Regions from separate parts of the Homo sapiens genome. Here region 1 is linked to region 2. A link is a loop called in an ENCODE intact Hi-C map of the cell type or tissue named here. Cell type or tissue: heart right ventricle. All regions are shown on one strand. Links, peaks and the distances in the headings refer to the core of each region. The heading gives the core; the rest is flanking DNA.

Region 1 (8,375 bases), core at 2,548-5,047, 71 kb after region 2:
TGTCACACACACACAGACACACACACACACACACACAGGTAGAACCATCACTCATTTATTTTAGAGCTTTCTTCTTGTGTATAACAATTAGAGCTATAAATTGCCCTCAAAGCGTTGCTTAAGGCTGCACCCCTCAAATATTAATAGGTTGTTTTTTCATTTCTATTTAATTCAAGATATTTTCTAATTTCCCATGCGATTTCTTCTTTGACCTATGGGTTATTTAGAAGTATGATAATTTCCTAATATTTGCAAATTTTCCAGATCTTAGAACTCACTTTATTTCTCTTCTCTTGGGGATCACGTCTCAGCACTGCCTATGGTTCACATCAGACAACTGCCGCTTCACGTATTTTGTTTGGTTTTCCAGTTTTTAAGATAGAAGGATCAATCCAGTTCCCGTCGTTCCATGTGGCTAGATGCGAAGTGATATGTTTGGGTTTAACTCTACCTGCTTGCTATTTGTTTATTTGTTTCCTCTGTTCTTTGCTTATTTTCCTACCTTCCTCTTTTTTTTTTTTTTTAACGAAGTCTCCCTCTGTCACCCAGGCTGGAGTTCAGTGGCATGATCTTGGCTCACTGCAGCTTCCACTTCCTGGGTTCAAGTGATTCTCATGTCTCAGTCTCCCGAGTAGCTGTGATTACAGGCGCCTGCCACCACACCCAGCTAATTTTATTTATTTATTTATTTATTTATTTATTTATTTATTTATTCTGTAGAGGCAGAGTTTGCTCTGTCACCCAGGCTGGAGGGCAGTGGCGCAATCTCGGCTCACTACAACTTCCACCTCCCAGGTTCAAGCAATTCTCCTGCCTTAGCCTCCCAAGTAGCTGGGACTACAGGCGCACGCTACCACACCCGGCTAATTTTTTTGTATTTTAGTAGAGACGGGGTTTCACCATGTTGCCCAGGCTGGTCTCGAACTCCTGAGCTCAGGCAATCCACCCGCCTCGGCCTCCCAAAGTGCTAGGATTAAAGGTGTGAGCCACCACACCCAGCCTCCTACTTTCCTTTAGATTGAAGTTTTTTGTTTGTTTTGGTTTTTGTTTGCCATTTTTTCACCTTTTACCTATAAGCTATTTCTTTGTGTGTGTGATTATCCTAGAGTTTATAATTTGAATCTTTAACTTTTCACAATCTACCCTTAAATTGCATTTAACACTTCATGAATAATACAAGAACCTTACAGCAGCATACTTTGATTTCACTCTTCCGTCCTTTATGCTATTGTAGTCATGCATCTCGGAAGTTATAAACCCCACAATACACTGCTATTTTTTTCTTTAAACAATTCCTTTTTTTTTTTTTTTGAGACAGAGTTTCACTCTTGTTGCCCAGGCTGGAGTGCAATGGCGTGATCTTGGCTCACCGCAACCTCTGCCTCCCGGTTCAAGCAATTCTCCTGCCTCAGCTTCCTGAGTAGCTGGGATTACAGGCATGTGTCACCACGCCCGGCTAATTTTGTATTTTTAGTAGAGATGGGGTTTCTCCTTGTTGGTGAAGCTGGTCTCGAACTCCCAACCTCAGGTGATCTGCCCACCTCGGCCTCCCAAAGTGCTGGGATTACAGGAATGAGCCACTGCGCCCAGCCAATTATCTTTTAAAGAAATGAAAATAAGAGAAAGTATCTCTTACATTAGTCCACATATTTGCCATTCCTAGTGTTTTTCATTGTCTTGTATCTCATGCTTATGTGTATCTTTTTCCTTTAGCCTGAAATTTTAATTTTATAATTTTTTGTAGTGCAATTTCTGCTGGGCAATAAATTTTCTCACCGTTTGTTTCTTTAAAAAATACCTTTATTTTGTCTTCATTTAGGGGAGACTATTTTAACTGAGTAAAGAATTCTAGGTTAATAGCTTCCCCCCCAACCCCAGCACTCTAAAGATGTCATGTTATTGTCCTCTAGCTTTCATTGTTTCTGACAATAAGTCAGCAGTCATTCTTATCTTTGTTCCTTCTACATAATGTGTCATTTCGCCCTCTGGCTGCTTTTAAGATTTTTCTCTTTATTTTTGGTATTCAACAACTTGATTGTGATATGTTTTGGTGTGGTTTTCTTTGAATTAATATTTATTCTTCTTGGAGCTCTTTGAGTTTCTTGGATCTTTGGGTTTATGATTTTAATCAAATTTGCAATTTGAAGAAAATTCAGCAATTATTTCTTCTGCCTCTGGTACTCCAGTTATATGTGTGTTGGATGGATTAATATTGTCCTACAGGTCACCAAGCCTCTGTTAAAATTTTTTTGGCTTGCTTTTTTCCCTCAGTGCTTTAGTTTGGATATATTCAGATTCATTGATCTTGTCTTTGTAGTGTCAAATCTGCTGTTAAGCTCATCCTATATTTTTTTATCTTAGACATTATATTTTCAGCTCCAGCAGTTCCATTGGTTCTCTTTTAAATCTTCTATTTCTCTCCTCATTATGTTTGTTTTCCCTTTAAAATCTTGAACATATTTCTATAGCCAATTTAAAGTCTTGCAAACTAATTTGATCACTTCTGGATCTGTTTCATTGATTTTTTAAAAATTACAAGTCATATTTTCCTACTTCCTCACATGTCTGTACATCCTTTTACAGCTTTATCGAAATACAGTTTACTTTACCATACAATTCATTAATTTATCATGTATACTTTAATGACTTTTAGTATATTCACAGAATTGTACATCCATCATCACAATCAATTTTACAATATTTTCCTTATCCCTAAAAGAAGCCCTCATCCCCCAATCCCTCCATTCTGCCCCACCCTCAGCCCTAGGCAATCACCAATCTACTTTTTGTCTTTAGAGATTTGTCTATTCATATAAATGGAATAATACCATCTTTGATTCTTTGTGACTTAACATCATGTGTTCAGAGTCCATCCATGTTGTGGCATGTATCAGTTCTTGTTTCTTTTCATTGCCAATAACATTCCATAGTATGGCTATAGTAAGTATTGATTGGATGGTTAATATTGTGATGTTATGCTATTCTTGTTCCATCCATGGCAATTTTATGACACAAATATGACTCTCCCTACTTTACGGATGAGGAAAGTGTGTCTCAGATAGAAGGCCACACAGTGGGTGGAACTCCTAGGAAGTTGGTATAACAGAAAGGACATGGCCTTACCCTAAGGGGAGAGGCATAGGCATGCTTTGCAAAAGGTCGGAGGGAAGACATAGGGAGCTCCCCCAAAAAGTAAGTCTGGTGAGGGAGGTACAACCATGCTTTGGAAACTCTGATCTGAGTGGGGCATGGACCCTTCCCTGAGAAGCCCCAATCAGAGGGGGAAGCTGTGACCCTTTCTTGGGCACTGTGACCTGAGGGGAGATGTGGTCCCACTTAGAAAAGCCCCCATTCATCAGGCCTCTCTTGATCAGTGGAGGTCAGCAGGCATGGGCCTGGGTCCTAAGGCACCTTCAGCTCTCCGGAGGGCCTGCCAGCACAGGGCACAAGGCCACATCTGTTTGCAGGAAGCTGCTACTCAGACAGGGCCAGAAGTGATGCCAGGCACAGAGCCGGAATCCCAAAGCACCCAGTCTGGGCTTTGCCCACAGCTGGGACCCAGAGCTGTCCAATGACTATGACAGCGCCTAGTCAGTGGGTGCTTATTCATATCCGCTGGGTGGTAGTTGGGCCACCTGCCTCCAGCTCTGCAATCCCCTCTCCCTGTACCTGGGGCCTCTTGTTCTCTCACCTGTGGGTTCAGCTTCACTCCAGGCTCAAAGACCAGGAGGCTGCCCAGAGATTAGGAGGGATTTAAGCTTTTTTTTTTTTTTTTTTTTAAATGAGGGACAGGGTCTTGCTCTGTTGTGCAGGCTGGACTGCAGTGGTGCCATCATAGCACACTGCAGCCTCCAACTCCTGGGCTCAAGCGATCCTCCCACCTCAGCCTCCAAGTAGCTGAGACTGTAGGTGTGTACCACCACTCCTGGCTAATTTTTAATTTTTTTTTTTTGAGACAGTTTTGCTCTTGTTGCCTGAGCTGGAGTGCAATGGTACGATCTTGGCTCACTGCAACCTCTGCCTGCCAGGTTCAAGTGATTCTCCTGCCTCAGCCTCCCTAGTAGCTGGGACTACAGGCATGTGCCACCACGCCCAGCTAATTTTGTGTTTTTAGTAGAGACAGGGTTTCTCCATGCTGGTCAGGCTGGTCTTGAACTCCCGACCGCAGGCGATCCGCCCACCTCAGCCTCCCAAAGTGCTGGGATTACAGGCATGAGCCACCGTGTCTGGCCTAATTTTTAAATTTTTTATAGCCATGCAGTCTTGCTATATTGCCCAGGCGGATCTCAAACTCCTACTGGGCTCAAGTAACTCCCCCACCTCAGCCTCCCAAAGTGCTGAGATTATAGGCAGGAGCCACTGTACCCAGACCAAAAAGCAGAGGTTTTCTTATCAGGATAATGTAATGTTCTAAAATGGACTGTGAGGCTGGGTGTGGTGGCTCATGCCTGTAATCCCAGCACTTTGGGAGGCCGAGGTGGGCTGATCACTTGAGGTCAGGAGTTCAAGACCAGCCTGGCCAATATAATGAAACCCCGTCTCTTCTAAAAATACAAAAATTAGCTGGGCATGGTGGCATGTGCTTGTAGTGCCAGCTACTTGGGAGACTGAGGCAGAAGAATCACTTGAACCCAGGAAGCGGAGGTTGCAGTGAGCTGAGATCACGTCATTGCACTCCAGCCTGGGCGTCACAGCAAGACTCCATCTCAAAAAATAATAAAATAAAATAAAATAAACTGTGGAAATGATTGCACAACCCTGTGAATATATTAAAAACCACCGACTCAATTGTACACTTTAAATGGGTGAATTGTATGGTGTGTGAATTTTATCACAATAAAGCTATTCTTTTAATAAAAGCAATAAGTGCAAAATTGTGTAAGGATATGGGGTTGGCCATAGGAGGGATCTTTGCTGACTAATGGAAGGTGGGGTGGACCTCAAAAATCCAGTTACTCAACTACCTCATTTGCCAGTGGAGTTGGCCCTGATTCTTGCCCAAGGGACAGGGTGAGTCGGGATTGAATGGGGGGTCTCTGGACTCTGGGCCTGGGGGTCCCTCCAATACCTCCTGCGGCCTCCCTGGCCACCCCATCCCCTGGCGTCCTTCCCTTTGGCAATTTGTCCCATGGGTGACAAATTGCACCCATGACCTGTCTGCATTCCGCCCCTACCCTGCCTGCCTGGTCAGTTGGTCTGGACCCCCAGAGGTCTTCCTCCTGCCAAGCCAGTGTCCTGGGTGGACCCAGCTTGGGTGGAGAGATGACATGTTTTGTTCTCTGGGCAGGAAGGGTCAGGAAATTGAGTCTGACACCTGGCAAGGCCCACAGCCTGGGCAGCGAGTCGGGAAGGCCGGCCCATGCTCCCAGCCAGGCTTCTCCAGTCCAGCCCTTCGCTGGGGTCCTGGCGGTGCCCAGAAGTGGGCACGCCCGGGGAACCGTGAGTGGCAGGCTGCCCGTAGATAATGGAAAAGTCCAGGCATCGATCATGGAGGGCCTGACAGGTCTGTGTTCGTGTTAACAATAGGAGAGGCATTTGAGAGCCAGAGGTGGTGGGATTCCCAGCGGCTGCCTTGGAACACATGCGTGGCTACCTCTGGAGCTTTTGCCACCATGCTGCCAACAAGACCCCCAGACACCCTTGCCTCAGGCGTCTCCACCAACCTCATCCTCCCCTCTCCTGACAGCTCTCCACAGGCCAAACCACTAGACCCAATGTCCCCCTTCCAGCTTTCCTGTGTAATTCTTTGCAGACCCTCTGCCTGGCCCTGCCTCCGCTCCTCATCACCCCCAGCGGCTCAGGGCTGCTTTGTGTCTGCTCAGGAAGGCCCTTGCAATCCTTCCCGGCTGTGGCCAGGGCCTTGCTTTGTGTTTGAATGGGAGGGCCTGTCCCCAAGCACTGGCTTGGAAACTCCTATCCCATCTGCTGTCTGGCTCCTGCCTGGTGTTCACTCACATTAGCTAAGCCTGGGGGGCCACTGGATCCCCTTCCTGCCTATTGTCTTGTGGACAGCCAGGTGCTCTTCAGGGATCCTGACTGCTTGGGGGAGGCTGCTGGGACTGAAATGGTTGGAGGAGGCTGCTGGGACTGAAATGAAGGGATCCACTCTGTGGCTGGGTGAGCTTCGAGATTCATGGAGGGATGTCAGTCAAGAGCTCTTCTCATGACCCACAATGGCATCCCCATCCCACCATTGCCACAGCCAGTGTCTTCACCATCTTTATCATTTCTTCCACCATCACCTCCATCCTCACCTCTGTGTTCACCTCCATCCTCATCTCCGTTCTTACCTCCACTCTCACCTTTATCCTCACTTTCATCCTCATCTCTATCCTCACCTCCACCTTCACTTCCATCCTTACTTCCACCTTCACCTTCACACCTGTCCTTACCTTCATCCTCACTTCCACTATCTTCACCAACTCCACCATCATCACTGCCACCATCACCCACCCAGCCTCCAGGTGGGTCTCCTGCCATCACTAAATGCTTAATAACCAGGCATGGGTCTGGACAGAGAGGTGACCCTGGATGATGGGTGTGGCCAGGCTGCAGGTCCTGCCTGCCTTGTGGCTCATGTCTGCCTATGAGCTGGGACTCTTTTCTTGCATGGCAATGATAGCAGATGGCGGAGGTCTGTGCCGACTGGCTTGGCACCTGCAATCAATGCCTGCAGATCTGTGGATGGCTCACCATCAGGGCCACCTGGCTCATGGAGGCCCAGGAGCCTTGTACCCCTTACTTCAGATCTCAAAGAAATCAGGAAATTCCAGGAGGAGGGAAGAGCTAAAAGCAGAAGTCAGTGCTTCAGCTGTGCCATCGACTCAGGGTTGCCTCCAAAAGTCACTGCCTCCTCTCCAGGCCTCCCTTTCTCATCTCTAAGATGAAAAGAGCAGCACTTCCTCACGTTCACAGAGGGTGCAACAGGGCGCAAGGTATGTCCACAGGCTCCTGTCTCCTGAGGGAGGACTTCCCAGCAGGGCTTCTGTCTCAGACCACCTGGGAGCATTTCCAGCCCCCACCTCTCAGCAGCCTGGAGACCCTGAGGAAGTCACTCACTGTTTCTGCCAAGCACCAGCTTCCTCATCTATCAACAGAGGATAAACAATACACTCCACCACTTAATCTACCACATAAGGGCATCTTAAATGGTTGGTTATTATTATTATTTTTAGACAGAGTTTTGCTCTGTCACCCTGGCTGGAGTGCAGTGTTGCAATCATAGCTCACTGCAGTGTCAGCCTGCTGGGCTTAAGTTAAGGGGTAGAGGCTATGCAGATTACCTGAGCTCATTCACATATAGCAGTTGCTTTCTTTTTCCTTTTCTTCTTTCTTTCTTTCTTTCTTTTTTTTTTTTTTTTAGTGGCAGGTTCTCACTCTGTCACCTAGGCTGGAGTGCAGTGGCAGTCTCGGCTCACTGCAACTTCTGCCTCCTGGTTCAAGCGATTCTCCTGCCTCAGCCTCCTGAGTAGCTGGGATTACAGGCGCCCGCCACCACACCCAGCTAATTTTTGTATTTTTGGTAGAGATGGGGGTTTCACCATGTTGGCCAGGCTGGCCTCAAACTCCTGACCTCAAGTGATCCTCCTGCCTTAGCCTCCCAAAGTGCTGGGATTACAGGCATGAGCCACCATGCCAGGCCCAGCACTTGATTTCAATTCTCACTTGTGAGCAGGCAGGCAGGGGTGGTGTAGCCCCACTTTTCAGAGGGAGGCACAGAACTGGCAGGGGTGGCATGGACTCAGGGGGAGAATTTCCTGAGGTCATCCAGTCTGAAATGACAGCACAGGGATTTGGGGCCAGGCCGGGGCCTTCTGGTTCCTTTTCTAACCTCCTGCTGCTTTGGGACTATGTGCCTGATTTCAAGGGGGCACACAGGGATGCTGAGGCCCAGCCCCTGCCCTGGAGCCCATGGCTGGGCCAGGTAAGGGGGAGGTTAGGCTCATGGCAGCTGAGCAGGGCTGGGAGGGAGGGAGCAACTCCAGGCCTGACAGCAGGACTTGGCAGAATGTCCTTGGGGAGTTCAAGGGCAAGAATGCTGGGAAGGGATGGGCTGAGGTGGGTGTCAGGGAACCAGGAGGCCTTGGAAAACCAGAGAAGAGGAAGAAGGGGGTCTCAGGAGAGGCTATCTGATCAGGCAAGTGTTGGAGACCTGAGAAGTCACTGTGTGGGGTGGGGGCTCTAAGAGCATGAATGCCTGGCCAGTAAATAAGGAGGATCTTGGAGGCTGTGTGTGATGGCTCACACCTGTAATCTCAGCACTTTGGGAGGGCAACGCAGGTGGATCACTTGGGCGCTAGGAGTCGAGACCAGCCTGGGCAACATGGTGAAACCCTGTCTCTCAAAAAAAAAAAAAAAAATTAGCTGGGTATAGT
Region 2 (8,375 bases), core at 2,594-5,093:
AAGAGTGCTCCCGGGCTAAGCCCCAATTCTAGGACTTGCTTGCCCTGCATCAAAATGGCTTCCTTGGCACGGAGCCTCCCAGACTACACGGGGTGTGGCTTTCATGTCAGGGCACAGGAGTCACGATGGTGTGCAGGATTCTAGGTGACCCCAGCTCCTGTCCTGTAACTGACACCTGCCCTGCTGTTGAGCAGGGTCCCTGAACCACCCTGACAAGGGCTCCATCCATGGGCAGGGAGGTTGGAAGAATGGGAGCGGCACTTGGCTTTCGGTCCTCTTCTCGTTCTCTTAGCTCAGCCCCCTAAACTGGCCTCCTCCTGTCAAAGCCGCAGACACACAAGAGAAACCCCGATTGACGTCAGGGGAAGCGCCCACAGGGACTCTGTCTCTCCCAGAAATTTGGCTCCAGCGCCTGGCTTCGAATGGCTGTGGTTTTTAAAAGGTGAAAATGGCCAGTGGCCCTGCTTCTGTGTCTCCACCAAAACCTGGCTTGGAGGAAAGCAGGCTGGGGTCCTTGATCCTGGAGTTGGATGGGGGAGTCCCCTCCCTTCTCTCCTTCTCCCACTTCCTTGCAGACCCCCTCCTCCAGTGCCCTCCCTGCTGTCTTGACCCCCTGGCGCTCCCAGCATCCTCCTTCCTCCCGTCTCCTCTCCACCGACAAAGGCCGAGATCTTCCAGGTCCTTCCCAGTCCTGGCGCTCACTGCCTGGTGTCCTTGGGTTTGCAGGGCCTACGGATCTCTGGGCACTGTCCCCTCCGTGAACTCTCAAGGCCCTGTCTTTCTCCTCTTTGTGGCCCCCACATTTGGCCCAGAGCCTGACACAGAGTAAACGCTCAGTGAGCCTTTACTGGGTCCAGATGGAGGAATTCCTTCTTGAATTTGTCTTTGCTCATGGTCTACCCTACTTCAACGTTGACGTTTGATCCATTAATTTCTTTTATTTATTTATTTATTTATTTATTTATTTATTTATTTATTTTTGAGGTGGAGTCTCGCTCTGTTGCCCAGCCTGGAGTGCAGTGGCACGATCTTGGCTCACTGCAAACTCCACCCCTGAGGTTCAAGCGATCCTCCTGCCTCAGCTTCCCTAGTAGCTGGGATTACAGGCGTGCACCATCATGCCCGGCTACTTTTTGAATTTTTAATAGAGACGGGACTTCACCATGTTGGCCAGGCTGGTCTCGAACTCCTGACATCAGGTGATCTGCCTGCCTCGGCCTCCCAAAGTGCTGGGATTACAAGCATGAGCCACCAGGCCCGGCCAGAACCATTGATTTCTGGAAACCATTCTGTGCCACAAGCCTTGGCCACTGGGAGGAGCCAGGAGAGTCAAACAACGTAGCTCCTTGGAAGAGGCTGCCTGTCAGTCATGCCCTTGGTCAGCCTGACCTGGTCCAGCCGGAGGGTGGACTCTTCGTGCTGAGGGCTGGGATGGCCAGGCACATGCCGGGGTCAGCACACAGTCACTGGGCTCATCCTGCCTTCAGATGCCTAACCTGGGGATCAGAGCCCTTCTTTTGCCCCCCAGGGGACTCCCAGTCTGGGATGGACGGGAGAGAAGGACTCCACTTCTGCCTCCTGTCAGGAGCCTACTCAGCTTCTGCTGAAACCTCCTGGCTGCTGCTGGTGTCGGATTCCACCATCATCTGCCTGGACCGCATGGATGACGCCTTCCCTAGGTCATTCTGACCATGACCTTGTCCCGCCTAATCCCCTCAGTTTCCTATCGTTTACACAATATAATCCTTGCTGCTGACCCCGGCCGTCCACGCCTAGGCCTCCTCCCCTCTGTCTGCTAGCTGTTCCTCCAGCCCCTCCTGCAGCACCGACCCTATCTCTGGCCTTCACTGGGCTCCTCCTCAGACCTCACATCCCAGCTTAGCAGGCAGTAGCCTGCCTCTTTCCTCCTCAGGCACCCCACTTGGACTTGGGGGCTCCTAAGCCATGGCCAGTATCTGGGCAGCCCTGAGCCAGTCCTCAGAACCCTGCTGCAGGAGTGGCTGAGCTGGCAAGAGTCACTGTGTGATCTGGCCACAGCCAACATCCCGTGTCCCTATTGTATTGATGAGGCCACTGAGGCCCGGGGAGGGGAAGGGACAGTTTTGAGGTTACACAGGCAGTTACAGCTCACCCCCGTAGCCTCTCATTCTTCTTTGCCATTGCAAAGAAGAATTTTTTTTTTTAAAATAGATATGGTATCTCAATCTCTGACTCAGGCTGGAGTGCAGTGGTGTGATCATAGCTCCCTGTAGCCTCAAACTTCTGGGCTCAAATGATCCTCCCACCTCAATCTCCTGAGTAGCTGGGACTGCAGGGTCGTGCCACCACGCCGGCTAATTTTCTTTCTTTCCTTCCTTCCTTCCTGCCTGCCTGCCTGCCTTCCTTCCTGCCTTCCTGCCTTCCTGCCTTCCTTTTCTTTTCTTTTCTTTTCTTTCTTTCTTTTTTCTTCCTTTTTCTCTTTCTTTCCCTTTTTCTTTTCTTTCCTTTTCTTTCTTTCTTTCTTTCTTTCTTTCTTCCTTTCTTTCTTTCTTTCTTTCTTTCCCTTTCTTTCTTTTCTTTCTTCCTTCTTTTCTTTCTTTCTTTCTTTCTTTCTTTCTCTCTTTCTTTCTTTTTTTTTTTATAAGAGATGGGATCTTGCTATGTTGCCCAGGCTGGTCTCAAACTCCAGGTCTCAAGTGATCCTCCTACCTCAGCCTCCCAAAGTGCTAGGATTACATGCATGAGCCTAGCCTGTAATTTTCCTTCTGTTGATCTGTGACTGTCTCTACGTAGGGTCACTTGAGTGGGCTTCACAGAGGCCTTGCTTGGGGGGCAGTACACCTCTTCCAGGAAGCCACCACGATTTCTCTCCACTCCCCGGCTCTCTGAGCCATGCACATTGGCTGCCTTCCAGCTGTCCTGGAATCATGCCTGGCTCACGTTCCTACGAGCATCAACATCTGAAGCTGAATTCCACTTTCACCTCTGATGCTCTATGAACTTGGCAAGGCCTTGTCCCTTTTTCCCCCACTTTACCCATTTATAGAATCAAGGCATTGAACCTGCTGATTTTAGAGGTGCTGCTGTGGAATTAGGGTTTCGGTCAGGGAGGCTGAGCCCAGAGTCTTGGTGGACTCCGACTACCAGCACAAAGTGTAACTGCAAGAATTGAGCTGGGGAGGCAGCAATCCTGGGTGAGAATCCTGCATCAGCACTTGATAACCGTGTGGCCCCCAGCAAACTGCACGTTGGGCCCCAGTTTCCTATAAAATGGGGGAAACCAGCCAGACCGGGTCTCCATCAGGTGTTATTAAATACGATCGTGGCTTCGAAGGTGTTTGCTAAGTTAAACAGAGCCAAGCAGGAGGATGTGCAGCATGGGTCACCTACAGCACCCCATGCAGCATCGGGTTCAGGCAGATGACCACACGTGGCACCCTGCCGAGGGAACGTGGCAGGTGTCTGGATGCGGCGTCCCCAGGCGACTTGTGTGGGCAGTATTCCTGGCAGTGCATGCTGCGTTCCCAGCCGGTCCCACTGCTGGGCCGGGACAGCCCCCGCAGGAGGAGGCTGGGCTCCCCCTGCAAAACCATCCGTTGATGGGAGGGGTGGGGGGCCACCTGGCCCTGGCCCAGCCTGGCTAGCCTCCCATCCCATGTTTTGTTCACAGAGTTTGGAATGTCCTGGGACACAGAGCTCGGCTCCCTGGGGGGGACACTTGTGCCATTGCCTTGATCTCATCGCTGGACAGGTTTCTCCTTCATTCCAGCCCAGGACTCGGCAGGCTCCCAGCTGCAGCTGCTGCCAGGCCCAGTCCGTCTGTGTCTGTCCCAGCGCTGGCAGCCAGGAGTGTGCAGCTGGGAGTGGAGGGCTTCCCAGGGGAGGCTCCCCCAGCCCGTCTGCGTGGGCCCTGGGCACGCCTCCCAACTGGATCTCCCCAAGCCACTGCCAGCTGACCCTCTTCACAGACTCCTTGGTCTGTGACCTCAGACTCTGGGGCCCCAAGGGTAGTTTGGAATGATGTTCTCAGGACCCGGGGACTTGGGAAGGGCCAGAGCGTGCCAGCTGCCCTGGTTTCTGTTCCCCTTAGCAGGCCAAGCTATGCCCTAGAATGGGGCTCTGCCAAGTGTGTTGGGGAACAGGTGTTGTATATATTCTGCATGCACATGTGTGTAGAATTTCCCTGAACTCCCAGTGTTAAATATCCCTAGATTTGGGAGTGACATATAAGGTTGATTAATGGCAGGGTGAGGTTGGGGTGGAGGGCTAAGGAGGCTAGGGTCCTTGTTCAGGAAGGAGCCCATCCTTACCTGGAATGTATATTCCTGCTGCACCTGGCTCACTCTATCATGTGCCAGTCTGGGATGGCTGGGTACTCTACACCTTGACTTGGTCCTGTATGTCCAGCCACCGGCTGGAGAGAGGGGAAGCAGGGCTGGTCTTGTCGTCAGAAACATGGAAAGGTCTGAGCATGTGTGTTCATATGCATGAATATGCATTATTCTTGAGATCTCAGCTCTGGAAGGAGATCGATCCTTACCTGGCCACGGTATGCGCCTGGTGTGCCTAGCTCCCACCGTCTGCTGCTTTGAGATGGCTCAATAATGGTGCCTCACCTGGGCCCACCTGGCTGGGATATAGAGCCAGGGCACCACGATAAAACCAAGAGGAATAGTGCCTGGGGGAGATAGAGCCGAGGATGGTCCGCCGTGGTGTGTCCTTAGCATGGGCAATTCCTGCCCTGATGTAGGTCAGTATCCGCCTCAGGCTCGGGCAAACTCTTGTCTTTCCACATCATTAATGAGGAGACTAAATAAATCAGTCCCTCTGGAGGGCCCCCCAGCCCCTCAGGCAGCCTGGCTGAAGCTATTAATATTCCCCGTGTTTATGACCCCTTGGCCCTGCTGCCAGACTCCTCTCTAGCCATTGAAATTAATTTTGTGAATCAGAAAGAGGGGGAGTACAGCCTGTTGGAATCCAGGACGATGACATTTCCACCTCCCCCCTGTGGTGAGTCCCACTCACTAATTCTATAAAGCAGTCACCGGGCCAGCCCAGCCTAGGGCCGCCCGCCTGGCTGGGGCTGCCTCATGCCTCTGCTATGCTCTCCCCACAACCCCCAGGGAGGGGGGCTGGCCCCAGCCCCGATGATTCAGGCCCCCTGACACCTTGCACTGATGTCAGTGGGAATGGAGACCTCAGGCCCCAGGACCTCCTGGCCTGTTGCCTGCGCCCGCGCCCTGCACGGGGGTTGGCCCCGGCTCGTGCCTCTCGTGACCTTCCCATGGATGGGGCCTGGCTGGGAAACGAGGCCAGGCCAGACGGCCTCTCCCTCATGCTGTCCCCTTTCTGAGAGCTGCCCAAACTGGCGCCGGGCCGTCCCTTGGCCTCCTTGGGTTTCGAGGACTCATTCTAAAATTAATTTGGGGGAATTCAGGGAATTTGTGAGCAAGTTCCCAGAGAACTGTGGCTGCCCTGGGGGCAAGTGTCTCTCCTTCCTCCCACCCTCCCCCACTTTAACTTCCCCAATTTCCTATATGAGCAGATCCTCTTTGGGTAAACTCATTCCACAAAGGGCAGGGCAGGATGCCTGCATGCTGTACATTGGGGTAGGCTCTTTCCCCCTCCACCCCCACTATGAAGAAGTTTCCAAGAAGAGCTTTTCATTTAACATAGTCTCAAGTCATTTAAGATAAGATTTGCAAATATTTTCTCTCATTCTGTGGGTTGTCTTTTTCATTTTCTTCATAGTGTCCTTTGAAGCACAAAAGTTTTCAATTTTGATGAAATCCAATTTGTCTATTTTTTCTTTGGTTGCTTGTACTTTTGGCATCATATCGAAGACACCATTGCCAGGTCTAAGGTCACGAAGATTTACCACGATGTTGCCTTTTAAGAGTTTTCTTGTTTTAGCTCTTACATTTAGATCTTCACTCCATTTTGAGTTAATTTTTATATATGGTGTGAGGTAGGGGTCAAACTTCATTCTTTTGCATGTGGATATCCAGTTGTCTCACCACCATCTGTTAAACAGACTATTCTTTCCCCACTAAATGGTCTTGACACTGCTGTCAAAAATCAATTTACCACAATTGTAATGGTTTATTTCTCAATTCGATTCTATTGATCTATATGTCTATGTTTATGCCAGTAACACATTGTCTTAATTACTGTAGCTTTGTAGTAAGTTTTGAAATTAGGAAGTGTAGGTCCTCCAAATGTTCTTTTTCAAGATTGTTTTGGCTATTTGATGTTCCTTGAAATTCCATCTGATTTTTAGAATGGATTTTTTCCATTTTTGCAAATACACCACTGGGATTTTGATAGGCATTGCATTGAATCTGTTTTTGGTAGTATTGTCATCAGCTTTGGGTAGAATTGTCATCTTAACAATAACAAGCCTCTAATCCACAAACATGGGATGTCTTTCCATTTATTTAGATCTTTAATTTTTTAATGATATTTTGTAGCTTTCGGTGTACAAGTATTATGCTTCTTTTAAAACATTTTTTCCTAAGTATTTTATTTTTTGTTGCTACTGTAGATGGAATTGTTTTTTCTTAATTTCTTTTTTGGATTGAGTCATTGAAAGCAGAATTTGGCCTAAAGTATCAACATAAGTGTCATTTATGACTCAGCTTGTCAAGACTCCACTTGCATGAAGTGAGATCCACCTGTGACACTTAGCCTGGGTCAGTTGCTAACTGAGGTCTGCTCTATGACCCCATTTCCTGGCCTGGCCGCTGCTCAGATCCTGGCCTCTAAGGGAACATTTAAATTCTTAATCCTAAGTCTCCCTGCCTGCAGTGTCTCTCTGCTTGAGCCAATCTCCTCCCTCCTGCTCAAATAATTCTTCTAAACCTGATTGTGTCACTTCTCTGCATAAAGCTGCCAACAGCTCCCCATCATCTTATCCACAAGAAAATTCTGAGCTCTTTGGCCTTGTGTTTAGGACCCTTCATCCTTATTGAAGGCTTCAGTCTTTCAGCCAGCTCTGTAGGCCTTCTCCACTGAGATGTCCCAGATGTTGGAAAGTCAGGTTCAAAGGAGACTCGGTGACTGCCCCAACCTCAAGCTCCTCTTCCACTGTCTTCATCTCCACCTGCACCATCTCCATCCTCCTGCTTCCCCACAGGAACACAGCTCTCTTCCTAGATGCCTCCTTTTCCCACCTCACCTCCCTATACCTCATTATCAAGTTTAAATTTTTAAATTGTTTAAAAAGAAGTGCAAGACTTGTGCACCAAAAGCTACAAAACATCATTGAAAGAAATGAAAGATCTAAATAAATGGAAAGACATCCCATGTTCATGGATTGGAAGGCTTATGATTGTTAAGATGCCAATTCCACCCAAAGCTGACTTTACCTCCTAAAGCCCTCCTATGCCTGTGCCCTCTTCTTTACCTACTGCCACTTAGTTTAGATTTTATCTTGGCCTGATCACAGGCTACCAGAGTGATCTTTTTTTTTTTTTTGAGATGGAGTTTTGCTCTTGTTGCCCAGGGTGCAGCGCAATGGCATGATCTCGGCTCACTGCAACTTCTACCTCCTGGGTTCAAGTGATTCTCCTGCTTCAGCCTCCTGAGTAGCTGGGATTACAGGTGCATGCCACCACGCCTGGCTAGTTTTTGTATTTTTAGTAGAGACGGGGTTTTACCATGTTGCCCAGGCTGGTCTCAAACTCCTGACCTCAGGTGATCCTCCTGCCTTGGCCTCCCAAAGTGCTGGGATTACAGGTGTGAACCACTGCACCTGGCCGTCCACTCCCTTTTTTTGTCCTCACTCCTCTGCCTGCCCCCATGTGCCCTGCATCCCATGCTCCTTGCTGGTCCTTCTGTGTCGGGGAGCAGCATGGTGGAACCCCCCACTGCCTCTTCCTAGGCTTCCTTTGGGCTCCTCCTACCTACTTGCCCCTTCCTGCTCACCTTCTCTCCAGGACCGGGTTCAGCTCTCCAGCCTCCACCGCACGGGCTTCCAGTCCAGCCTGCTGCCACACAGGCTCTGGGGGTTCATTCTTCTTTTTTTTTTTTTTTTTGAGTCAGAGTCTTGCTCTGTCTCCCAGGCTGGAGTGCAGTGGCTAGATCTTGGCTCACTGCAACCTCCATCTCCCAGGTTCAAGCAATTCTTCTGTCTCAGCCTCCTGAGTAGCTGGGATTACAGGTGCCTATCACCACACCCGGCTAATTTTTGTATTTTTACTAGAGACAGGGTTTCACTGTATTGGCCAGGTTGCTCTCAAACTCCTGACCTCAAGTGATCTTCCCACCTCAGCCTCCCAAAGTGCTAGGATTACAGGCGGGAGCTACCCATCCCGGCCTCAGGGATCCATTCTAAAGCATCAAGCTTGTGATTCTTAGTGACCAGTCTCCCCTACTTGACTGGGAACTCCTTGAGG

What was found. Hi-C counts contacts between places; a loop is a spot of excess contacts. Peaks named below come from ENCODE experiments on the same cell type or tissue, not always from the same donor. Only the 100,000 strongest peaks of a DNase experiment are listed, where the experiment ranks them.
Region 1: it touches region 2 in a loop (2.3-fold over the local background); 8 of 110 quality-filtered maps call a loop at or near these places.

The regions. Positions count from the first base shown.
Region 1 is chr7:73,961,494-73,969,868 of GRCh38, forward strand. No RefSeq gene overlaps it. Among named protein-coding and RNA genes, the nearest start is that of ELN, 62 kb to the right of the region's middle. In heart right ventricle, for the core only: no CTCF peak of the experiment used is centred there; no DNase peak of the experiment used is centred there.
Region 2 is chr7:73,889,993-73,898,367 of GRCh38, forward strand. No RefSeq gene overlaps it. Among named protein-coding and RNA genes, the nearest start is that of TMEM270, 33 kb to the left of the region's middle. In heart right ventricle, for the core only: no CTCF peak of the experiment used is centred there; DNase peaks (open chromatin) are centred at 2,893 and 3,739; H3K27ac peaks cover 2,486 bases.